Regions from separate parts of the Homo sapiens genome. Here regions 2, 3, 4 and 5 are each linked to region 1. Evidence: chromatin loops called from intact Hi-C (ENCODE). Cell type or tissue: mammary epithelial cell. All regions are shown on one strand. Region 1 holds the start of SYNDIG1 (synapse differentiation inducing 1). Region 2 overlaps SYNDIG1 (synapse differentiation inducing 1). Region 3 has its middle 100 kb from the start of LINC01721. Region 4 has its middle 39 kb from the start of LINC01721. Region 5 has its middle 140 kb from the start of LINC02967.

What was found. Peaks named below come from ENCODE experiments on the same cell type or tissue, not always from the same donor. Only the 100,000 strongest peaks of a DNase experiment are listed, where the experiment ranks them.
Region 2: a loop joins it to region 1, with 4 times the contacts of the local background. A loop is called at or near these places in 4 of 110 quality-filtered maps.
Region 3: it touches region 1 in a loop (4-fold over the local background); 6 of 110 quality-filtered maps call a loop at or near these places.
Region 4: a loop joins it to region 1, with 4 times the contacts of the local background. A loop is called at or near these places in 4 of 110 quality-filtered maps.
Region 5: a loop joins it to region 1, with 9 times the contacts of the local background. A loop is called at or near these places in 10 of 110 quality-filtered maps.

Annotation. Positions count from the first base shown.
Region 1 is chr20:24,467,886-24,472,885 of GRCh38, forward strand. SYNDIG1 (synapse differentiation inducing 1) reads left to right here and starts at 1,744. Exons shown (of 4, transcript NM_024893.3): 1 at 1,744-1,868. In mammary epithelial cell, no CTCF peak of the experiment used is centred here; DNase peaks (open chromatin) are centred at 2,226, 2,456 and 3,066; H3K4me3 peaks cover 2,455 bases; H3K27me3 peaks cover 127 bases.
Region 2 is chr20:24,608,265-24,613,264 of GRCh38, forward strand. The region is part of intron 3 of SYNDIG1 (synapse differentiation inducing 1); the gene reads left to right. Among named protein-coding and RNA genes, the nearest start is that of SYNDIG1, 140 kb to the left of the region's middle. RefSeq lists an enhancer at 2,003-2,902. In mammary epithelial cell, no CTCF peak of the experiment used is centred here; a DNase peak (open chromatin) is centred at 2,277.
Region 3 is chr20:24,301,157-24,306,156 of GRCh38, forward strand. No RefSeq gene overlaps it. Among named protein-coding and RNA genes, the nearest start is that of LINC01721, 100 kb to the left of the region's middle. In mammary epithelial cell, a CTCF peak has its summit at 2,447; no DNase peak of the experiment used is centred here.
Region 4 is chr20:24,157,944-24,162,943 of GRCh38, forward strand. No RefSeq gene overlaps it. Among named protein-coding and RNA genes, the nearest start is that of LINC01721, 39 kb to the right of the region's middle. In mammary epithelial cell, a CTCF peak has its summit at 2,820 (motif pointing right); no DNase peak of the experiment used is centred here.
Region 5 is chr20:24,778,559-24,783,558 of GRCh38, forward strand. No RefSeq gene overlaps it. Among named protein-coding and RNA genes, the nearest start is that of LINC02967, 140 kb to the right of the region's middle. In mammary epithelial cell, a CTCF peak has its summit at 3,009 (motif pointing left); no DNase peak of the experiment used is centred here.

The DNA.
Region 1 (5,000 bases):
TGGAATGCAGTGGCGCGATTAAATTCAAACAGCACCCAGGAGACAAAGGCGAGTCCTGGCTGCAGCCCAGGCAGGTGTTCTCTCGTCAAAACAAAATCTGCCTCAAAAGTCAATCCAGAGGCTGGGCAAGTGAAAGAGCAGTGACTTAGAGGCAGGGAACCCGAGCTTCAGGCTACTCCTGCACATTGGGTGGCTACACAATCTCAATTACCCTTTTTAAACTTCAATTTCTTCATTTGATAAATGGGATCAATGACTCTCCACCTCAAATGGGTCTAATAGTATCTGCTCAACCTAATGGCTTAGATGGGAAACTGCTTTATTCAGGAAAGGACTCCGGAAAGGTAAGCTGCTTTATTAAAGTGTGGTGGCATGTTCTTCCAAGTTGAGAAGTTCTGCTAGATGGGAGAAATGAACAGTGCCCGTTTCTGAGTGTTCCAGACCACAGCCTTGCAGCTCTGGGGACCTAAAGGAAGAAACATCAGGTGTGTCTCGCGGGGCTGCAGACATGAAGACGGGGATGGAATTCAGGTGATAGTACTGGTTCCACTCATCCGCGCCTCCTTCAAATGCCTCCTTCTGGCACTCTGCATTTCAGCATTCTCTTTGGGCTGCGGAGGCTCCCTAGAAGCCACGTCCCCTGAAAGGAATATAGGAAGGACCTCTTGTTCCTGGCACCACCTTTAACTCCTGCCCCTGCCCACCAGGACACCTGGGCAAGACGCAGCGCAATGGTGGGTTACCAGGCAGGAGGGAGGGCTCTAGGAAGGTTGGGAGCCATGGAACTCTGGAGCTTAACCTTCTCTGACCACCAGTGTACCAGCCTGCGGGTGGCAGGACTGGGGCCTCTGCCTAGTGTTGAAACGGGGGCGCACAGATGCTTTTCTAAATAACTTTTGACCCCCTTTCTGGTAAATCTTTTTTTCAGAGTTGATTCTCTATGAAATCTACACTGCAAACACCACCTCCTCCGCTCCTAGAACGCAGACTGTCTTACCACCGCCCTAGTTTCCTTCCAATTCCAACTGGGGCGGGCCCGCCATGGGCCAACAACAGGCTGGCTCAGGGCTGAGGGGGTCTCTGGAGTCTGAACTCCGCGCCCGCTTGCTCCTCCAGGGCTTAGCTGGTCAGGACTTGAACATTCGCCGGATCCATAAATTGGGTCATTTTTAACCTCAAAACCGAACCGCAGCCTGGGGAGGCCTTTAGGACCGAGGGGAGCCATCCCTTCCTCTAGTCGGGCAGCAAATTCCTGTCCTCCTAGTCCCCCGCAGCTATCCCCCGCCCCCAGCCTCTGTGGCCCTCACATTGTCAGACACTGGCCGCGGGCCACCATCTGGACGCGATCCCCCGCTAGGGCCTCCCTGGTCTGGGCCAAAGTTGGTGGCCACCTTCGCGCGGGCTGCGCCCTCCTTCTCTTCCCTGCCCTCCTCCCCCGGGGCCCGCGCCCGCTGCCTCCAGCACGCGCGTCGGCAGGCTCGGCAAGCGAAGAGGAGCGGCTCGCCCCAGGGCGCCCCTCGCCCAGCCTGCCGGCCAGGCGAGCGCGACGAGAGTCTCCCCGCACCCCTTCCTCTCCCGGGGGCCGAGAGGGTTGGGCTCCGCCCCGGCGCCGCAGCTCCCGACTCCCCGCCGCTCGGGCTGCCGCCGCTGCCCCGCGCCCGGCGCTCGGGGCAGCCGGGGGCGCAGGCGGAGAGCGCAGGGCGGGGAGAGGCGTGGGGAGCAGAGCGGCGCTGAGGGGAGGGCAGAGGAGGAGAGAGCCTGGCAGCGGAGGAGCAGAGGCGGGCGCCGCACCGCCCCGCACGCTCGCTCGCTCGGGAGAGTCGCGGGCGGCCGCTTGGGCGCACTTGCCGGGTCACCTTGTCCCGGAGGTAAGTCCAGACCTCCCGGCCGCGGGGGCGGGCGGAGGGGCCCGCAGTGGGCGGGGTCGCGGCAGGGGCCGCGAGCTGGCGGCGGGAGCTGGAGGCTGCCCTGCGCTGGCGGGTGTCCTAGTCCTGGCTCCGCCTCGGAGCGCGCAGACCCGGCGGCGGCGTGGCGCCCGCGGTAAGTCCGGGTGGTCGCCGCGACGAGACTTGGGAGACACGGGGTCGCAGGGCGGGAGGGGGAGCTGAGCCGGCAGAGAAAATGCCCAGGAAGGGGTCGATGCTGGCCTGGGCTGCACCTTGGTGCCTTGCCACCCCGGGAGACGCGAAGGGGCTGCTGTGCGAATTCGATGGGAGCTGGTGAGACCGAGAACTGAGAGCGTAGCGGAGCCAGGCTGCCCAGCAGGGCCATGAGGGCGCGCGGCGGGCCAAGGCTCTGCGGGTTCGGGCTGCCCCTCGGAGTGACCCGAAGGAGACCAGCCAGGGCTGGTGAGCCGGGCGGCCACGGAGCTGGGGACCTAGGTCTGTTTGGGAGTAGGAAGGGAAACAGACTAATTCTCCGAGCGGAGCGGCAGGCAAGGTGCAAGCGCGCTTGGGATGGGGAATCCCGACGGGCGACCGTGGCGGAAGCAGAGACTCCTGGAGCCTCTTTCCTCTAGCCAGGACAAGACCTGCCTTCAAAAGCTGTCTGGCCCCTGGCAGCCGCGACAGCCTGCAGCCCTGGGAGCCACAGCCCTGGCGCCGAGATGGGAGCGAGCACATACGCTTTTTTGGTTCCAATTTGAATCTCGCTTTTTCCTAGTCGTGATTTCTGCCTCTTCATGTGCACTCTCTGGGCAGTGAGGAGGAAGGAATGGCTCACTGGATGAGTTGGGCACTTTTCTTAGGGAAGGGGCTTTGTCCCTATGCGCTTTTTGCAAGACCCTACTAGAGTGGCTCTGGCAGCCGAGCTTTGAGGAGGCGGCCAGAGGGGCCGCTTGGCGTTTCTGAAAGACGAGAGGAAGGGGTCTTCTGGTAGTCCTGTTTTCCTTTGGGGGTTTCGTTGCACGCAGAGGCTTGGGCGCTTGGCACCCAGACTTCAGGTGCGCACAGTCCTCCTGCGACGTCAGATGCGCTGGCGCCGCGGCGCTCCTGGCTCGGACCGATGCCTGCGCCTTCCCTGGCCACGTCCTGGTGTTTAGTGCAGCAGACACCGGCCGAAGGCTTGGCTGATTGGGGGTGTCGAGGGGAGGGGGGCTGGGCGTTACACAGTGGCTCCGTTTTCTGGTTGGAATCAGTTGGTGAGGCGTGCGCGCGCGAGTCCGTGTATCTGTCCGTCTCCCTCCTACAGCCCAGCGTGTTTGGTCTGAGTCCAAAGAAGGAGGTGGTGTGTGTGCTGCGTAGACCTGCGCCTGTGGGGTGAGCAGCCTCATAGCCCCCAGAGCCGGCCAACTTCTCCGTGCTAGGCTGCGACCTCAAGGGCTGCCGCGTCGGGGATCGGAAGTGGTCTTCAAAGAGGGGTCTAGGTCGCGAAATCCTGGCAGCAGCCGAAGTGAAAAGGAGCTGCTAGGAGGCGGGCGGGGGGCAGTCTGATGTCCGTTCTGGCGCGGACAGGAAGAAACTGAAGTCGAATTTTTAGTTGAATTGCGTGCTCTGTGTTTGGCGGTGGTGTGGCCCGTTCTTTTGGAGGTCCACACCACAGGTATGAGGCCTGTGGGCCCTGAGGAAGCGCGATCCCCTTAATTCCTCCCTCCCCTCTCTCTCCACCGCCCGCCCCTTTGCAAGGAGCAAGCCTGACAGTAGCTGATCGGCGCCCTCTCTCACCCTGTCCCCATTTCCTGCCTGAAAACGGAATCCTCATAATCAAGAGGGCCTTGTTAAAAAAAAAAAAAAAAAGGAAAGAAAAGATGGAGAAACCTATTTTTAAACTTTTTTATTATGGAAAATTTCAGTTGTACACAGTGACAGACAGAGAATAGCACTGAAGCTTTGTGTACCCCCCACCCAGTCACCACCTGCAGTTACCTTTGGTAGAGTTTTGGAGGCCACAGAGTTTTGGAAGCCTTGTTTGATGAAGTATTTCAAAACTCATTCCAAAATGCTAAGTATTGGATAGTAGGTTAATTAGCTCCATTCAGTCATGACACATTGTATACGCATATCACAGCATCATTTTGTACCCCATAAACATACACAATTATAATTTGTTAATATCTGATAAAATAAACCAATTCAGTAAAAATACAAAATCACTTTGATGTAAACTTCAAAAAAATAAAAAAACCATTCCAAACTCACTTCACCTCTAAACACATCCCTCTGTATCTCCAGCTGATGACATTTCATTTTATGTTCACCTATCAGAAATGTCAGTTTTTAATAACCCCATTAGAGTATAGGTGATATTAAAATAAAAATGAAGGCCCCCTCCATTCCCATTTTAGGGTAGAAAAGGAAAACCTGCCAACTTTACTTGAGGCGTACAGGGGTGAGATATTGAAGAAGGAAAGACAAGTCCGGATCCTGGGAAGACAGATATGTTAGCAATAGGAACAGACTCATTCTAATTCATGAAGGGCGTGAACACGATTCTGGTTGAGCCATGATAGGCAAGAGAATTTTTTTTGATAAAAACTTTAAAACTCAGTTCAAAAATTATAAGCAATTAATTTCTTCCACATTTAGCATTGAGATAAATTAAAAGTGCTCTACCAGACTTGAGTTATTTTTCTCATTAATTTTAAATCGTATTTTCTAGGGAGTTATTACTATTATCAGAGAATAGAAAGTTGTTTTCTTATGTAAGATTTCTATCTGAGGCACTAGTCGGTGCTATTCTGAGGTTCATGGAGAGTACTGAACATTTCATTGTCTAATTAGAAAATGTTTGGTCATCCTCCAGGTCACACCTGCTCTGCCCTCTGAAAAGGCTCTGTGCTTGCTGAGATGTGATATTCACTGTGACTTCTACTGTCTGGAGAGGCATGGCACGCAGGGAGGCACTGGAGGCAGTGGGAGGGGAGGCCCTCCCTCCACCAGCCCCCTCCCATTCTGCACACCTCTGTGCTTTCCTGTATATAAAAGCAGTTCCTAAAAATTGTCAGTGATGTTCTTAGAGGAGTCAGTCAGACTTTTGAATACCTTTATAAAGTGCACTATTTA
Region 2 (5,000 bases), 140 kb after region 1:
GCCTCCCGGGTTCTAGCGATTCTCCTGCCTCAGCCTCCCAAGTAGCTGGGACTACAGGCACCTGCCATCATGCCCAGCTAATTTTAGTACTTTTAGTAGAGACAGGGTTTCATCATGTTGGCCAGGCTGTTCTCAAACTCCTGACCTCAGGTGATCTGCCCACCTCAGCCTCCCAAAGTGCTGGGATTACAAGCGTGAGTCACCGCGCCCCACCAATAAAATCTTAACAGTGACAATCCATCACCCGCCAACTGACCTGCTTCAAGTGACAGCACCGCAAGGCCCCCGTGTCCAGACCTCTGTACATAGGAACATGAAACCTGTGTACTTAACAAGATGCTTGGGAGGAATACACAGGATATTATGTACGCTGATCTCACGGATGAGACAATAATTAAAAGGTGACTGAAACTACCTTTCCTGTTGGTAAGCAAAAGCTTTCAGCCACAAATAAGGCAACAAGTACCTCTCAGACCGCCCGATGGCCGTCAGTAAGGATGGGGCTGAGAAGTAGTGTAGATGGAGAGAATCATGTGAATGATATTGATAATATAAGCTCAGTTCTCTTGACCAACCCTTGCATTCTAGAATTAAAGCTAAGATTAGATGATGTTCAGAAAAACAGCATACAGTACTGCTTTGTGTGGAGGACAGTAATTTTGTGTGTCTGGACTCACATGTATGTTGGTGCAAGCCAAACCTACAGATTTAAATGAGGGGTGACAAATGAGTCATGGGTTGATCAGCACATTATAGATTCTCATGGGAATCCAGGGCTATTTTACGTACGTCTCAGTGTCATGGGTGTTTTAAAGGTGCTCATCACATTACCATCTGCACTTCTGCTGTAGAAAAATGTCATAGCAAGAGGACAGGAGCCATGCTTCACTACTCTGGAGGTGGCAGTTCTCGGCAATGTCCCCCTTTTCTTGCCTCTTTGCTTAGCTTAGCATTTTCTGGTGCTTAGGGAGTTATAAGAATCCCAGACAGAGAGCATAGCAAATGCCAAATTTAGAGCTGAAAAAATTACCTTGAGGTTGTGCTTTGACGTGGAAGGCGGATGTGGGATGCTCTTTGCTTTTCTTTTTCTGTCCTTCCTTTTAGACGGGGCACTCTTTATTTTTAACCTGTCTAGACTGTGTATAAAGTAGTAAAGGGTCACTGAAGCACAGTTGCAGCATTCACTTGTATCAGTCCATATGTACGTCCCTGGAAGCTTTGCATTGTGGCAGCACTCAAGCACACACAGGAGCAGAGGATGATGAGTCCCTGGACTCAGCTGGGAGCTGGAAGGGATGGATGCCTCAGTGAATTCGGAAATAAATGATGATGCAACAGGACTGCAGATTGCTCAGGGGATTTGGAAATAGCAAAACAGACGGGCAGAGAGAGGTGCCTTTGAGAGCTGGCCCTGCACTAGAGTATAGGAAACTGGAAGGATGAGTTTATAACCAAAGTCACTAGCACAACTGTGATTCTCCAGAAGCTCCATGGTTTGGGGCCACCTTAACATTCATATCTCAGCTCACTGTGCAAGGCCCAACCTCCATCTGGACAGTATCACCCCTCAAGAGCCCACTCCACCCAACCTGAGCTTGTGTTTTCCAGACATGCCTGCACCCCAAGGCTTCCCCATTACCCCCATTCTGCCATTATCCTCCTTGCCACTTCCCTATGTTCCCAGGCCCATCCCACGTGCAACACTGCTCACCACCACCACATGGGGCCTCTGGTCATCCCTTTTTGGTCAAAAGGAAAAGTACAGGAGCTTCCAGGCCATCCTGGAAAGGTTTTCAGGCATAGAAAACACGAAGAGCAGGTGGGCAATACTTTGTGGTGCTGCCAGGAATCCTAAATACAGGTGAAAACATGGAAATTGCAATTCTCACCCAGCTAATTTTAGACTGACACTGGTGGGTGGAGAGACGGGGTATCTTGAGGCTCTCCAAGCTCAGTTTTAAAATGATTCTCTGCATTCCTGTGATAATTTTGAATAATTTGGGCCTGGTCTTTATAGGCATATAAAATGCTTTGCATTCCTTTGGGAATGTCATACTGAGTGTGAAAACCAAAAGGGATATTGTAAGTGGTCATTCTTCATTCCAGAGCCACCTGTGTCCACGCAACGATTCCGGATCACCCGCCGTGGGCACTCGGAAGCATGTTTATGCATGTAGCTCTGCACACGGGGGGGCGAGTGCTAATCAGCCAGAATGAATGTACTATCCCCATCTCTGATTCCACAGCAGGGTTCCTGAGTCACACACACCACACACAAAAGAAGCTCAGATTTATGCATTGCCTGATTGTTCTGGTCCTTAAGCTGAGTTTTAGGTAATTGGAAAGGTATCTTGCAAGTAACACTCTCAGCAGGACACAATTTATTATGCATGAAAGTTGAATCGTGAGAAAGGGAGTTGCCCCAAGTTGGCTGATGAGCTGATGAGTCTGGAGGGAGGCAGAGCCCTTCACGAAGCCATCTGACCTTCTCCCTGCCTGGACCAGGCACTGTGTATTTGCCCAGATGCATGTAAGTGTTCTTTGCTTGGTGCTGCCCAGGAAGACGGAGATGGATCCACAGGAGGAAGCCAGGCCACTCTCGGCACCTTTGCCTTGTCAAGAAGGGCTGGGTCTTCTTTGAGGACTTTGCCCTGCTGCAATGACAGGAAATGAGTTGAACTGGCATCTTATTTCCTTAGTCAGAGGGGCATCTTCTGTCTTCGGCCAGCTCCCAGGCACAATTCCTGGCAGATTCTCTCAAATCTGCTCCCCTAGCTGAACCACGCGATGCTCAGGATATTGCCTCTGAGTGTTCGCCTTATTTCTGCTGCTGGAACTACTGTTTGCCCACATCCAGGCTCCAAACCACGGCCCACGGCTCCCTCCCCTAGCCCCACCACATTCTCCAGGTTGTGAATCCCAAACATTCTCTCTCTATGAAGGCTCCTGGCCTCTCCATTCCTCTTTGCTGTCCCTTTGCTCTACTCTGGTTCTCATGACCTGCCTCTTTTTGGAACCGTTAGACTATTCTTCCAGCTCACGACCTTGTTTTCATACCTCCCTTTTCTCTTGTGTCAGCCAAAGTCCCCAAGTTAATGCTCCTAAGGCAGTAAGCTGGTACCTGTCCCCAGCGAAGACTTCAGCGGTTCCTGATTCTCTGCAGAGCTCACTCAGAGCACCTTTGCTGGAGGCTGGTGGCCCTTGCAACTCAGCTTAGGGCTCTACTTCCAGCACCCCCTCCCACCCATAGCTGGACCATCCTCCCCACGGGGTCTCGGGAGGGTCACACCCTCCCCCTCCCACTCTCTCCTGTCTTCTGTACTCTGGTATGCCCTTGCCACCCCCACCTTTCATGGCCTCTCCTCCCATGCCACCCCTCCAGGAGCCCCTCCTCAGCCTCTGCCTGGAGGCCTTCTACCCACAAGCTTCCACTTCTTCCACAGGAAATGGGCCAGGAGCCTCTCCCAGGCCCTTCCTTATGCAGCATGGCTCTGCTGTTCAGTTTTAGCCCATGGTGCTGATCTCCTTTGAGCATTCTAAGCTCAAGAATCATAGGGAATCTGGCCAGAGCCCTCTTGTTGTTACTGTCAGATGTGATCCCTGAGAATGGGATAATCCTGTAATTCAGGTGTTCTAAAATAAAATACAGGGAACACCAAACCCTGCACTGCTTCCTGTAATTGCATGTCTTAATGAGAGTGTTCCTGACATATCCAGTTCCATTGCATAGCTGTGCTGACAGGGACACAGCCACTTAATGGCAAGAGCAAGAAAAATATTGTCCCAGAGAATATCACATAGTTTATGTATCAAGTTCTCTAAGGTTCTGCGTGATTAGAGGCAAACAATTCAACCTGCCACCATTGTGTGCTGTTCATGAGAAAGGCTGATTCTTTCTACAAATTCTTCATTAATTCTCATCACCACTTAGGAGCACGGACGCCTCCCAAGACTTTTCTTTTCTCCAAATAATTCCTCTTTTTTATTTAGATAGGAACAGTGTGACCCTAGCTGAAGGGGCTGGGAAGATGTCTTTAATTTTTGGACAGGGCTTAACCCTTTGGTACCAGGACAGACATCAGGTGCCCCCGAGTCCTGAGTCTACTTGGGAATATTGTGATGGTCCCTGTTGACATAAACATCCTTGTGCCTTTGTCTTAAAGCAGGAGAAGAAAGCAGTCTGCACTATTATTCATGACGTGGCATCCCAAGCCGTAAGACTAAAGAATGGCTTTGGCAACAGGACTTAAAACTGATCTTGGCACAACCTTTCATTAACCTGCAAAAGATTAATTTTATTTCCCAGTAACTTAACAGAATTCAAAAGCTAGGAGAAAAGGCTTAAAGGAAAGTCAACCTTAGATATGTTTCTAAATATATCTTAACTCAGAAATATTCCCCCTCAGTCCTAGCATAGAATTATAATAGCTCTTCATCTTCAAAAAGTGTGCATGAAGGGTTCCAGCTCTTAGTGGTCCATAAACAAATGGTTGCAGGAGTCAAGAACTCAGGGTCGGAGAGGCTCCTGGATCTAGAAACATCACTGCCAGTCACTCAGGGGCAGGGACAAACCCCAGAGAGGGTCTACCTTAGCAACAGGACACATCCTGTGTGCCCATCTCAACCACAGGCCATCACATGCTGAGCGCTTCCATGTGCCAGGCACCATGTTGAGTGCTTCATGAGTTCCATCACATGTGTGCCTCCACAACACTGATGAGATGGGAAGGAATGCTTTATGGATGAGGAGACTGCGTCTCTGGGAGATGGCACCGTGGGATGGGGTGAAGGCAGGGTGTCAGAGCAGATCCTCCCAATGCTTGGCTAAACTGCCCACCTGTAAGGCAACCTAGAAGATACCAGACCTCCCTGTTGCTCAGATAAAGGGTCTGGGTGCTTGGGGTTGGAAGTTTGGAAAGCATCCTGGTGACGGCCATTCCCAGCTATGTGACCCTGGCCAACTTACTCCCTGTCCCAGGGCCTCTGAGATAAGACAGGAT
Region 3 (5,000 bases), 170 kb before region 1:
TCAAAAAAGATAATTATAGTTTTAGGCAGTTGAATCTTAAATTCATTTGGAGTTGAATTGATTTGGAGCTAAGTTATAATTAAGGCCTCTGTCACTTTTTCTCCAATAATGATAATATTGAGCAATACAGTGAATACACCTGAGTACAATGTCTAGGTCTACTTGTAACTAGCTCTGTAAATCTCCACAGGGTGTTTGTCTTTTTATTACTAGCCACCAATATATTGAATTGGAATATCACTATGTTTTCTAGGAATCTATGAAAAGTGATTCCATTATGTTTCAGTGATTTTATGATTTGAAGAAGATCCTTCTCAAATGTTGTGTCATTCATTCGTGATACACACCAAGGCCCCGTGGCCTGGTGCCATGTCTACTTATTTTCTGATGTTTGGCCTATGGGGTACAACATGCTTTACTTCATGCTGAGCTGTCTGGTGTTTGCTCAGTTCACAAAGTCTTGATAAGCCTGTGATAGACATGTTGCAAATATGATTCAGGCTGACCCATTGCAAATGAGGCATCCTCGGGTCCTGGTGTCTGATGTTAGTACACCTGCACATCCTGATGCCCCCACAGTGCCCGCCAGACGATCTGCCTGACCTGCATGTGTTCAGGAGAGCTGGGCTCCCGCTGCTCAACAGAGAGGGCATTGAGCTGGGAAGAAGAAGCAACTAATTCTGCCGTTTAAGTTCGTGGTTTTCTTTCAATCATTTCATGGCTCTGGGCCTCAGTTTCTCAATTGGAAAATGGCAACATTTGTCAATATAAATGTCACCTGTGTTTAAAGATGGATTATTTACTTTCACTGGATGAATGAGGGTTTGTGGTGGTGAGGTGGCTAAGGCAGTTGTTTAGGCTAGGAATGCCCAGTTGTCAATTCGAAGTTGATTACTTTTCTGAAATAGAAACTCTTTGATTGCTCCTATTCTCACTGGGACATTGAGTGTAAGTGTGTGCATGTTAGAAATCAGTTTTGGTTGGTTTTGTCCTTTTCTCTTTGTTTTTGTGGCAAACCCGGAAGGCACTGAGCATCAATTCTGGCTAGATGGTAGGGAACAAAAAAGTGTGTTGTGAGTGGGAGCCTCAAAACAGAAATAATGACTGTGCTCCTCATCCCAAAATCCCGAAACACTTGAAGAGGGCTTTGAAGTTCTTCAGAGAATGAAATAGGACCCCAAGGCTTTTCAAGAAGAGTCAGAGGGCACCAAGGCCACAGCTCCATGCCTGTTTCCACGCAGGAGAGGCCAGTCATCATTTCATTTAGAAGTGCTATATCACCAGAGACTAAGAAAACTTCCAGATAACCACAGAACCTCCAAAATATAGTTTTAAATAAATGAATATGTATCCTTAACAGAGTTTCCTTCTTCTGCATATAGAGTGAATAATTTAATAAAGTTGCTGACAGTGTGTGTAACCTCAGCCCTAGCTCCCAGGAGTGGCACTTCCATCCTTTTCCCATGCTGGCAGTGCAGTGAACTGAGCTGAATGGGGGAGATCATTAACAGGAAACTGGTAGCAGTTCAGGTGGTGAAGAGTCCCTTGGGCAAGGGGAGAAGAGATTGATGAAGAAGCTCCATGTCCAAACAAAATCATAAGAGAAGCCAGCCCAGTGTCAACAGGGCTGGAGAAGAGGGGTGCCCCCACGAGGGGTGTCCCCAGGCGGTAGGATAAAGTAGGAAAGCAAGGAGGGCAAGGAATGGCTTTGCATGAGAATGACACCTGGCAACTAGAGAGGCTGTTCTGACAATGACATCTGAACATAAGGAAAGGTGTTGCTGCATCCACTGCAGACCCTACTCCTCCCCAGCAGGAGGGGAAGCGGGGAGTTAATGGTACCTCTACCCATCACGGCATAAAATTACTCATGAACCCTCCTTTAGTAAAGGCAGCCATTTTAAAAATATATATAGATGCATAATAGACATGTTTATAAGGTCCATGTGATATTTTGATACAAGCATACAATGTGTAATGATCAAATCTGGGTAATTGGAAAATCCATCACCTCAAGCACCAAGCACTTCATATGAAACACACCTTTTAATACTCTTCAGAGCCACAGGAAGGTGGCATTCTTATCCCCATTTTAAAGACAAAAAATATTGAGGCTTCAAAGAGACGTAACTTGGCCAAGCGCTGAGCAGCAGTGGAATCTGAACCCGTGTCTTTCTAAGCAGAGCTCATGCTCTAATTCACGTGCCTTCCTGCCTTCTCCAGATCATTGAGGCAAAAGTTACCTGCTGGCCATCAGCTCACCGCTGCAGGCAGTGGGCGCAGAGTGGGCACTCCATGTGGCGTGGGGGCTCCACCTTTAGAGCAGGCAGTCACCTGCTACGTGGCTGCGTGCCTTTGAAGACGCTACTTAACTTTCAGGAGCATTGGCTACTTCTGTCCAAGGAGGATGACACTAAGACATCCAGCCTCACGGTGTCACTGTGGGGATTTGCAGAGATAATTACATGAAGGAAAGTGTGCTGTCTGCACAAAGCAAAAGCTCCATAAATGTCAATGTTATTATTTGCAGTATTATTGACAGTGTTGTTAATATTACATTTGCAAATCATCACTAGGGCTGGGCATGAGCTGAGGTGAGGGCTGATTTTGTGTCTGTGTGCTGAGATCTATAGACTCACTATATTAAATATGCTTTACTACTGCTTGGAGGGAAGAGTTGGTTTTCACAGAGGATGAGATTCCTTTCTCTAGATACTCAAGAAGAGGAGTGTGTGGCCAGGAGTGAGTGGAACCTGTCTCCATGTTCTGCAAATGCACTGTGCTTCGGAGCGGGTGTCTTCCTGTCCTCACCAAGGGAGTGGTGAATTCTGCCTCCTTCCTCCGGTCCGTAAGGGGTCGTGCCTTCAGCGAACTTCATGTCATCTAAATTCCTTTGACCTTTAATAAGGTCGGAGCATCCTCTATGACCTTCTTCTTCCTGAGTGTCTAGTTGCTCAACTTGTTAGGACAAGAACTGAATTTCTCCCAGAAATTTGGTATAGAGTGAACACTACATCTATGGAAGAGAAGTAAAAGGAGGAAGAGGACAAGAAGAATTCTGAGTGCGGCTGGGAGAGATGCCGGGTACCAGCTGCATAGGCATAGTGCTTTGAATTATCTTTTTCATTCCATGCTAAAATTCAATTTCCGTGATTTTACAATAAAGGAGCTTGGCTGCATGAACAACCAGCTTTACATATCAATATAGGGTCATAAATTTAGGGACCAAAATTGAGGTGAAGAGACAGACAGAGAGAAAGAGAGAGAGAGAGAAACAGTTGATCCTGACAGCACCCTGCAGCTCACCATCTTCATGATTGATGTCTCCATGGAAGTGAGCGTAGGAACCCAGTGAGGCAATGAGTGGGCTGGATTTCTGGAGCCTTTGTTGACTTAGGATGAATGTGCTTGTCAGATGCATTGCCAGCATGGGGTCAGTACCTGGGACTCAGGCCACCATGCAGGACAAAAGGCAAATCATGCCAGGAGCCCACACTCAACCAGAGCCCATCCTACCCTGGAAAGGATCTGGAGAATGTTGCCGTTCTCAGCCATAGGACCAACAACACCTACATGAACATCATGTTCAAATCTATCTAGGACCTGCCTGGTTCCAGGTAAGACATGCAAATCTGAGATTAGGGTTAATTAATGTTTTTAAAATGATTTTACCCTATATTTTCAATGAGCATTGTGAATTGTTAATGATCCTGGTCTTTATTTGAAGAAAGCCAAAGCCTAAATTTAATTTTGATTTGGAAAACTTGACTCTTGAACCCCTACTTCCAGTAGCTTCTCATCACTGGTGGAATAAAGTCCAATACCACACCATGCCTGGAATATGCTTTGTGAGCCCGACTCTGGCTACTTGGCCAACTCCACTCCTTCCCTCCCTCTCCTCTCTGCTAGTGTGTTCTGGCTGTGTGGAGAGACTGGGGATTCTGTCTTCCAGCCTTGCCTTAAATACAAATATTTCATCTCACTTCAGGGGGTTTGCAGTGGTTATCCCCTCTGCTTTGGGAGGCTTCTTGGAGAGCCTCAGCTGTGTATACTTCACTTAGGTATCTCCTCAGACATTCTTTGCAGATGGGCCCCTCGACCACTCCACCAAAATCCCACCATGTAGCCCTTGCCTCAGTTCTCCCTGGCTCTAGATTTTATTATCTGGTGGTATTGCCTGTCTCCTTGTTTGGCCCTTGTGTTGCATGAGCTGGACCCAATAAGGTCCAGATACCAAATACATTAACTGAGCTCTCCATTAGCCCCCAATCCCATCAAGGCCCTCGGTTTCAGGCTTTCTTCTGCTCCCAGTCTGGCCCTGACAGTGAATGCCCGGAGTAGAGAGGCTGGCATTGTCAGCTTCTCTGATTTCTTAGCTCCACCTCCTGTGCTAGCAGATATTCACAGCTTCAGGGTTGAAGGAGGAGGAGGAAGGAAAACCCCAATGTGACTGGTAGAGCGGTTGGCTTCCTCCCTCAAGGACGGCATTGCGGATCCCTCTGAGGCCTTCACACGGGGACCTACAACTAGATTTCCAATCATATCAGCTGTGCCTCATACAAGCCACTTATCTTTCCCTCCCTTCCTTCCTTCCTTATTCCTCTTCCTCCTCCTTCTCCTCCTTCCTTCCTTCCCTTCTTCCTTCCTTTCTTTTTTCTTTCTTGTATTATATCATTTTGTCATCTTCTGCATTCCATCCTGGGATTCCCCCAAACTTCTAAAGAATATTGTTTTGCTATTGTTGTTGTTTTAATTTGCATATATTAAGTTTCACTCTTTGTGCTATAATGATCAATGGATTTTGACAAATACATATATCATGTATCCACCATGATACCATCATACAGAATAGTTCCAGCACCCTAAAATTCCCCTGTGCTTCACCTGTTTAACCCTCTCTTCCTCCCTCTGAATCCATGGAAATCACTGATCTTTCCACTGTCTCTATAGTTTTGCCTTTCCAAAAAGTCATATACTTAGAATCATAGAGTGTATACTCT
Region 4 (5,000 bases), 310 kb before region 1:
TCTCTCTTTAGGTCCAGAAGTATTTGTTTTATGAATCTGGGTGCTCCAGTGCGGGGTGTGTGTGTGTGTGTGTGTGTGTGTGTGTGTGTATATATATATATATATATTTAGTTATATATATTTTGTTATATAGTTATAATCTCTTGCTGAAATGACCTTGTCTTTTTTTTTTTTTTTACCATTTTCGACTTAAAACCTGTTTCATCTGATACAAGTATAGCTACTCCAGCAGAAGAAACTTTAATTCATATGACAAAAGCATGGATAAATGGATAAATGAATCAGGACCACTGATGCCATTGTTTCATTATATTACTGAATCTTCTAGGATCCTTCTGCTCTGGTCCCATATCAACCTTGATATCCTCATTTATATGTTTCCCTGGATTCCAGCCATCCACCTAAACCCCAAGTTACTGATTATTGGTCTGTTCCTGAGACTCAGGACTGTTTCTCCTGATCTGGCACTATAGACAAGCATTTCTGGTGAGCTCAGTCTGACAACTCCCCACCCAGAGAGCTGGCATCTTCCCAGGAGCTTCCACCGCTGAAGCAAGGCTTCTCCAGCCTCTCGGTGATAGGGAATGATTGATGGCAGCTATTCTGGGACAGAAATCAAAATGCAACAGGCAGAGAAGGGATTGATGCCACCTGCTCTCACTTATTGAATAGTAATTGCCCATCTTTTAGATGGGTTAACTTCATGTGCTTTTCATATCTGTGATGTTTCTATGGAGCTTTTTAATCTACCTTGGAGGTTGCAAAAGGAGATTCTATTTCAGAAAGCAAAGTGAGGAGTTCAGGCCATCTGTCAGCGCAGGCTTCAGCAAGTAGTGTATTTGCGTGCTGACTTTGCTTCACATCCACCTCCATTTGCCTCTGCCATTTTGTCCTAGGATCATGGTTAATGCTGAAAGAAGCGTGACTCCCATCAGTCATCAGCTCTTCTCAGATAAAGCAAGGTGAAGTCAACTAGAGAATGAGCTCCACAACACCAGTAGAATTTAAATAAAATCAAAGCGAACAGTATTTTGTATGGTTACTTTGCATTTTCATTAGTATTAATAACCAGTCTTCCTTTAGCAAGATAGAATTATCTCTCAGGCCCTTCTTCCCATCTTTGCCCTTTGGTTATTTTGCATTTAATACATTTCAGAAATTATTGCCAGATATTCTCACATTTTGTTTACAGTGCTGTGCCTTGAAAAACAGATTCTGTTTTTCCACCATATATATACAGTGAGATGTGTGGTAGAGAGGACACATGTGGGTGTTTAAGGAAGCCCCTCCAGTATGTCTCCAATGGTCAGTGGGCCTGGTGCACTCTTTCAAAAGCAAGTACTGAGACCTCTTTTTGGATCAGACTGATTCATGCAGTTTTTAAGGGGATGCCTCAAGGTGGAACTGACTCAGTGGTGCTTTGTTCTCCAAAAACAGAAGGAAAGCAATTAAAGCTCCAGAGCTTTCCATGGCACTGGGTTGATGCTGGCCTGCAGCAGACCCCTTTGTCCAGCTCCTTCCCTTTCTTTTCCTGCTTCTCTTGCTCCCGTGAGAGCCTTCCCTCAGCAAACCATTGCCCAAGGGCACCCATCTAGGGCTCTGCTGCTAGAAAAATTGTCCCAAGGCAGTTAGTTGTTATCTTCTTTGCTGATCAGAAAATAGGCAATCAGTTTAGGTAAATGGCTTTTCCACAGTCATACAAGTAGACAGTAGTAGAATAGGTCCTCTGCTTATCATACAAGTAGACAGTGGTAAAATAGGTCCTCTGCTTATCCGTCAAGTTCTGCTTTCAATCCTCTGCCATGCCCGTCACAATCCATTACATGGGCTGCTCCCTGTAAGGCAGCCAGTGGCTCTGGGCTTAATCCAAGGGAGCTGGGTTCTGAGCAGGCCAGACCCCAATACATGCAGGGTCCAGACCAAGAGCACAAATGGAAACCCACATGCATGAGTCCAAATATTTTAAAAGTATAAATAAAGCAAACAAATTACTAAATAAAATATATTCTACCTTCTCGCCTGCTTAAATATACCTTTACAAAAATCTGAAAAGCCAGGTTTAATTTAGAATTCTCAGACTCCTTGGAGTTCCACAGCAAAAGGGATGGAGTGGGGCAAGCTGGCTCAGCTCCCCACCATTTCCCACACTGGCTCTGGTCCTGTCCTACAATGTGAAGGACTTGTGTACACATACTGACATTCTAAATGTTCACACCTGCCAATGGCAGCCATACCTTGGTCACACCTTCGCATCAGAATGCACACAAAAGTGGATATGGCCACTGAGCAGAGAATTCTAGGGTTCTGGGTACCTGAAATGTATGTACAGACTCCAGGTGGGCAGTTCCCTTGGGATCACGGATTTCATGACTTGTAGTCTGGGACAGTCATAGCTGGAGGGTCCTCTAGATCATGGATCCCAGGACAGGGCTTCCTTTGCCCCCAGCCAAGGTTATACTGCTCCTCTAGCTACATCATTGTGGCCAAGTCACCCTCCTTGGTGGTCAGTTTCCACATCTGTAAGCGAGGGCATCGGATTATACAAGCTCAAGGTCCTTTCTTGCCATGAAGGAATGTGATTCTGTTGCCTTGTCCGGACATGAGACTGGCCATTTAAGAAGAGCAATCATTCCCTAAACAAACTTGTATAAACAAAAGCAATGGGGGAATGTCTTATAGTCAGTAAGTAGATGACTTAGAGGAGAGCCACCAAGCCGTGAACTTCCTGTGGAATCAGCCCAGCATCTTGGGGTGAGCACTGCTTCTTGTTTCCAAGGCATGTGTTTCATGTTCAGCAGTTGCTGCCCAACTGCTGTCCTGCAGAGGGAGCATGCGAGCATTTGGCTCCCTCCATGTATCCTTGGATGGGATCAGAGCTGGTGATGTGGTTTGAAAGAGGAATGCTCATTTCAAAACAGAACTAAAACGCAGTATTCTGATAGCTTCACTTTAATATTAAAGGCATGCCCATCAATATTTCATGTTAATACACTAATTAATATTTAAACCTGTTAGGTTAATCCTTGAGTAACATTTTTATTTTCACAAAAGTTTCCCCAAAGTTGATGTATTTGCTTTATTAAAGTCAATCATACATGTCAGCAAAAACCTTGCCAGTGTTACCGGGAAATTATGTGGGCAGGACCGTTAACCAGGGAAGATAATGTGGTGAGACTCTGAGCACTGGGACTGTTCTTGAAGTCCAGGAGCATGAATGTACAAGAGAGGAATGGAAAGAATCAAGTGTGGCATGCAAGAGCCACTGATCTGTGGCTGATGTGGTCACCTCTAGCCACTTATCAAGTAAATGGCCTGCAGGTGGCCTGAGGAATACAGATGCCTGTACTCTAAATTAAGTGGATGATAACATTGCTTTGCCCTCTGTACAAAGTCCCAGCTGTGTCATGGATGAAGGGGCTGCATGAGGGATGGCTTTATTGAACAGAAGACAGTGGAAAGGCATTTGGAATAATACAGTTCAGTGGTATTCAAGCCCTCCTCAAAAAATTTGCCTCTAGGGCAGGGTCAAGGAACAGGGAGTATAGGCTGTTTGCGATGGAGGAGAGGGCATTAGAGTAGCCAATATGTCTGCAAGAAATGCCACTCCATTTGCATCAGTTTTAAATATTGGACCTTCTGGCAGGATATATTGTTCTGAAGAAAGAGCTTCCACTGCTTGAAATGAAAGGTTGAAGTTCTCTGGCTTTTTTTTTTTTTTTCAACTTTCTAAAAAGGCAATTGAATCTTATAGAAGGGAAATAAAATTGCTGGTTACGTAGCAAGTAGTAGGTTAGAATGTCTGATCATGAGTGGAAAGGACTGAGCCTAATGAGAGAGTTTGTGCATTCCTATGTGTTTATGAGTGTGTGTGTACAAAAGACTCACCTGGTGATCTTGTCCAGCATTGGGTTTTTCCTTCTGCAAGACTGTTTGTTTCTTGGCCTCTGCACAGAGATGCAGTGAAAATTGGAGGATATGATGGGCAACCGCATTAACAGTGCATTTTCATTACCATTTGTATTTAGGTGTTTTCAGAGACTCTGCAACCTGGACAGAGCTTAAGGAGGCCTCTGGGTCCAACCTACTTCTGAGCCACGGAAGACAAGTGTGAGCAGTCTTATCCTTAATCACCCTCCAGGGCTGAGGGGACGCAGCTAAGGCCAGTGCTCACTGGACTCCTTTAGATACAGGTACAGCTCGTTTTACTGGGCTTCACTTTCTTGAGCTTCACTGACATTGCCTTTTTTGTTTGTTTTTTACAAATTGAAGGCTTGTGGCAGCGCCACATCAACCAAGTACAAGTATATCCAAGTATATCCACACCATTTACCAGCAGCAGGTGCTCACTTCATATCTCTCTATCATATTTTGGTAATTATCATAATACTTCAAACTGTTTCATCATTCTTATACCTATTACTGTAATCTGTGATCATTAATATTTGACGTTACTTTTATCATTGTTGTTGGGAACCACAAACCACACCCATGTGAGACGGCAAACTCACATCGTTAATGTTGGGAGTGTTCTTACTGCTTCACTGACTGGCCTTTTCCCCGTCTCTCTCCCTCTCCTCGGGGCTACGAATTCCCTGAGACCCAGTGACGTTAAAATCAGGCCAATGAACCACCCAACAATGGTCTCTAAGTGTTCAAGTAAAAAGAAGAGTTGTACATCTCTCATTTTAAATCAAAAACTAGAAATGGTTATACTTAGTAAGGAAGGCAGGTTGAAAGCTGGGATCGGCCAAAAGCTAGGCCTCTTGCAAGAAATTAGCCACACTGTAAATGCAAAGGAAAATTCTAGGAGGAAACTGAAAGTGCTACTCCAGGGAACACAAAAATGATAAGAAAGAAAAACAGTCAAATTGCTGATATGGACAAAGTTTTAGTAGCCTGGATAGAAAATCAAACCAGCCACAACATTCCCCTAAGCCAGAGCTTAATCCTGAGCAAGACCCTAATTCTCTTCAATTTTATGAAGGCTGAGAGAGGTAAGG
Region 5 (5,000 bases), 310 kb after region 1:
AAAGTCGCCTTCCTTCTAGGGGCTCAGCATGCTGGGTGCCTCATCACTGCTTCCCACACACTGCCAGGCCAGGGCAGGGCACCAGCGCTGGGCACAGGAAGCCTGCCAGGTGGAGACAGCATCTGCATCAGCCTTCCTATTGGGCCGGTGAGGCTTGAAGCCAGGTTTTCCTCTCCATGCGTCCACCTTTCAGAAAGGCTCCGAGGCTCCCAGATTGTCCTCCAGGGTCAGGGTAGGAGGGCCTGCTGACAGCAGGTGCATGAGGACGCCCAGATGAAGACGGCAGTGCTGCCCTGACCACAGTGGCTGCCGCCTGCCGGCTTCTCGGAATCAGCAGAGCACCTCGGGACTGGCGCCAGCCAGAAACACCTGTGCACCGGAACCATGGGAAGGAAAAGCGGGACTAGACTGCCAATGACAGAGCTGGACCGGGGCCAGAAGTCCAAGCTCAGCTCCAGAAGGCAGGATCTAACCACCCCTTCACGCCACACCCAAGAACCTTTCCTCGGGTCCACAGCACCTCCTGCTTCCAGTGTCCTACCCAGACAGACCTTCATCTGATTATTTATCTAGGTGCAGAATTAATTACAGGCCCTAACCGTGCATCTAGTTACCATTTTCTCAGTTGGGAACACAACTGTTACTCTGGTCTTGGCTGGGATGCAGCTGTTTCCTCTGAACACAGCGCTTGGTGCCCAGAGCTCTGCTCGCTGTGCCTCCTGCACCTCATAAGGGCCTCAAGCTCCAGGGCCACCTCTCCTGGCATTTCCTCTGTGGAAATATAACCATCCTAAGTACTGCGGCCCCAGAGATTCCTTGTTCTTTGGCCCTTCCCTCTCCTGTGCTTGGATGAGAGCCCAGTGAGGGGTGGATGTCTGGGCCCAGCAAGACACCGAGGTGCAAACAATGACAGAAAGCCAGAAGGGCTGGGCCAGCCAAGCCTGCTTTCCAGCATGAGACCCACAGCTTCCGTTCCACACCTTTGCAGGAGAAAAAGCAACAACTCTATCTTATTAAATAGATGCACAAGTATGAGCTGCATGCGATTCCCAATCAAGCAAAGTGCAGGATGGAAGAGGGTCTGGATTTTCCTGGAGGGAATGAGGCATGTCCGCCTTGCAGGCACCAGAAAGAAACCATAGATGGGAAAGTGGGGTCTGCAGAGCCAGAACAAATCAGAAGGAACAGGATGGTCCCATGGAGTCACAGAGTGGCTGAATTTGGCAGTCCACATACAAGGCCATCCTGGGATCTGAATGGACCGCAGAGATAGGCACGAGGCACCAGGTCACCCCATGGGGAGGACCTCTGTTCCTCCCCTTCCTCAGAATCTTCCTTGGAGTCCTGAATGACACCCCCTGGGAGGACTGGAGAGCTAGCTTCAGGGTTTACTTTGGGTTTTTGGAGTTCCAAACCCATGTGTGATTTGAGCTGCCACCAATGCTGCAGCGAAGGCCGAGGAAGGAAGCACCTGGGCCCCCATCTGAGCTGGACCCCATGGCATGACCACTAGCAGCCTTCAGTGTGGCTGTGTGTCATGAGGCATCAGGGCGTCTGAGCAGAAGGGAGAACAGGTGAGCATGGAGAGCCCCATGTCCCCAGGGAAACCTGTCCGGTCTTCATACTCTGCAGGGCTTCTGAGGCCCCTCTCCAAGACCACCCCCCTCCAGGGCTTCCTGGCCCTGACACAGCTGCCACCTGGCCTTCTGCACATCATGGTCATGTGCTGGCTTCTCTGCCCCAGAAGTTCAAGCTTGCTCCAGCTCCCAATTCTTTCTGGCAAGGCTTTTACCTGCCATATGTAATTTGACGTAGTGTTTTACTGGCTTTGTCTTCTTAAAGGGCATTTTCAATTATTCTGGTCTCCTGCCAAACCCTAAATTCATCTCCTACTTTTATTAGACCTGTTTATGCATCAGAATGAGTTTTTCCAGCTCCTGGCACCCCTCAGCTATGTCTACTGTGTCTCCCTGAGCCAGTCTTGAACCTGGCTCCTGTCAGAGGCCCTACGAGACTGAAGCAGCTCTAGAAATCCTGGCTGTGCATCCATGCAGCCTGCAGCATAAGCCCAGCCTTTGCCCTAATCGGGTGCTTAGGCCCAAGCTTGTCCTTCCCAGAATGTGCATTGCTGAAATCGCACATCACCTAAGGCAGGACAACTTAATCAGTCAACAAGAACCCACCCCATCTCCTCCCAGGCAAGGCAGGTGGGCCCCACCCGTGCTGGGGGAAGAACTTCTGTTTCCTTAGCCCTGGGCTAACCACTGCAGCAGGTGTTTTCCGCTGGTGAGGATGACAACCGCCAGGGCTGGCCAGGAAGAGGGGCCACAGGCAGAGGCAGAAGGGGATGTGTGGCTCTCCCCGGGACTGGCTCCCAGCTCACTCCCAAAGCAGCACTGCCCCCAGAGGGCAAGAAACGAGACCCTGCATCCCCACAATGGGGGTTTCCAAGTCCACCTGTCCATCCCTCCAAGGTCTCTCCAAGGTCAAGCTTCAACCATCCCACAACTCTGCTTACTTATTTAGGAGTGGACTCCATCAGTAGCTGTGTAACCCAGCAAGCGCTCCCTGAGTAGTCAGCGTGTGGATGCACTGGTGAGTTACCTGATTCTCTCTCCCTGCCTTCAGTCCTCCTCCCTCACCTCACCCCTTGGCTTGCAGCCTCACTGTACACTGGAAGCCCTTCAGATAAACCAGTGAATGAATGAATGAATGGATGAGTGAGGTATAGGAAAGAAGACTCCATGGGACTCGTGTGGAGGGAGCTGACTTGGAGCCGCTTCACAGCCTCCTTCTCCCACAAAGTCCCGCAAGGGAGTGAGTGGAAAGAAAGCTCTGAGAACATCCCTGGCTCCTGAGCCTGGGCAGCAGCAGAGCTCTCTGCCTTGCTTTGCCAAACTCTGACACTGGGTGCCCAAAACTAACTACAGATAATTTCCACTATAATAAACTAAATGGTTCGAGGAGGTTGTACAGACAAGCTGTTGTTAAAGGGACTCCGGGTGCCCTCTACTGGGTAGCAGTGGATGAGCCCTGTGGGGAGGGCGGCTAAGAGGGCAGGGCTGGGGGCTGTGCAGAGTCCAGGTCCAGCAAGGGCAAGCGGGATTGGAGGCCCCCAGACCGCTCTGGTGCTGGCCTGGCTCTGAGACAGCTGCCCTGGCTGACTTGCCCACCAGCTGTTTCCATAGAAATAAATAGAAAGCAGGTTGACATGGTTGTGTTGTCCTTTTCAAAGCACTATTCCCATTTCTTGTGATTTTGCCTCAAACTAAGACTGTGAGCTAAAGAGCATCCACCCTCATTACACAGGTGAGGAAAGAGACTTGAGGCTTTGAGCGACTATGTCCAAATGAAAGTCCTAATTACTCGCAAATGTGGAGGAAAATGGGTTCTGATGTCCTGGATCGTGGCTACATCCTCTCTCAACAAAAGGGTAAGAGTGAATTGAAATGCATCGGCTGTCTCCATCTAATAGGGAGACAGCTCCCGATGTCCCCACCCCACTCTCAGCCTTTCCTTTCCTCACCCCTCCCACATCCCAGCACACCTTCTTCCTCCATCTTTAAAAAAAAAAATCATTAACATGGCTTCTGAGCCACACCAGACTGTACAGCAAAATGGTCATTCTTCCAAAAGCCAGGTGTCCTGCCAAACCAATGAGCAGGAGGCCAAGAGAATCTTCAAGAAAAAGACAAATTCACCATTAAACAATGCCTGAAATATAAAATTAATAAAAGAGAAAAGAAAGCGGAAAGGAGCAGGCATTTCTGTGCAGCACTGCCAACGTCGGCAGCACGGTGCATGTCTTTCTACCAAGCCCTAGTCTGGTCCCTTTCCCAGGCTGCCGTCTCTCCTCCTGCAGCCTCTATAAACGCTGCGTGTGACTTTGGGCAGCCTCTAACAGAGTCTGCCTCATCCTGTTGCCAGGGTCCATCAGTCCCCCTCTTTTGGTCCCTCGGAGCAACCTGATCAAAGGCTCGCTGCTGGCTCAGACACATGAGCATCTTTTTTTTTGGTCCGCGTTTGTTTATTTTCCCAGAAATGTTTTGCTCTGCTTCAGATCAGGAGGCTGGGCCACTCATGTTCCATTGCTTGGCAAAGTCAAAGGGAAAAACTCTATCTCCCCTTGGCTTTAATGGATTGAAATGAAGTTCACCTACAATCGCAGCTCTATTTTAGTGTCCTGAAAGGACTCCCCTCCCCTGCCTCTCAGCCCATCTCACGCTTGATTCTGGGCTAGCCTTTCTAGGAGAGGCCAGGGTTCCTGGAGAAGAGGCTGGCCTGGGCTGTAACAGGGCATGGGGCAGTGTCCCCTCAGTGGCCACAGGGCCTCCCCAAGGACCAGGGACAGTCCTGGAGACAGTAACTGGACCACATCACCCCCTGGTGGGTGCTCCAGCCCTGACGCTTGACTCACACCAGGTGGGGCCTCCCTAGGCTGCGGAGGTCAGGATGAGACCAGGGCCAGGCTGTGAGCTCAGCAGGGCTCCCTCCTAATGCAGCCGAGACACTCTTTTTCCTCTACCCAGAACATCCTGCTCCCTCTTAAAGGCCACAGCAATCACATGATCCTACGTGGTTTGGAGTGCACTTAGGGAGCCCTCCCTCCTTCCCCCTGCCCAGGTGGAGAGCTCCTTCCTCTTCTGGCCCACCGCTCAGGCCTCCCGCCCCTGGTGTACTACAGTTGCTGGTTCTTGCATCTGTCTCGACTACTGAGGTCTAAGCCATGGGCACGAAGACCCGCATTTTACTCGCTGCTGCCCATGCTGTCTCCTGGCACTGAGTGGTTTCTCTAAAACTGTCTAGTGAATTACTCCAAATTCTACCACTTCTGACTAATGATGGGTGACGCTTAAGACAGAGAAAATCTTAAGAGCCCAAAGAATGGATTATGGTTAATGAAATCTCTGGTGCCAAGAGAAACAGAGTAAAATGCACTTAAGGCATATAGCCAACTCCAGCCCCAGCAGCTGACTTCCCGCCATCCACACAGGCCACCT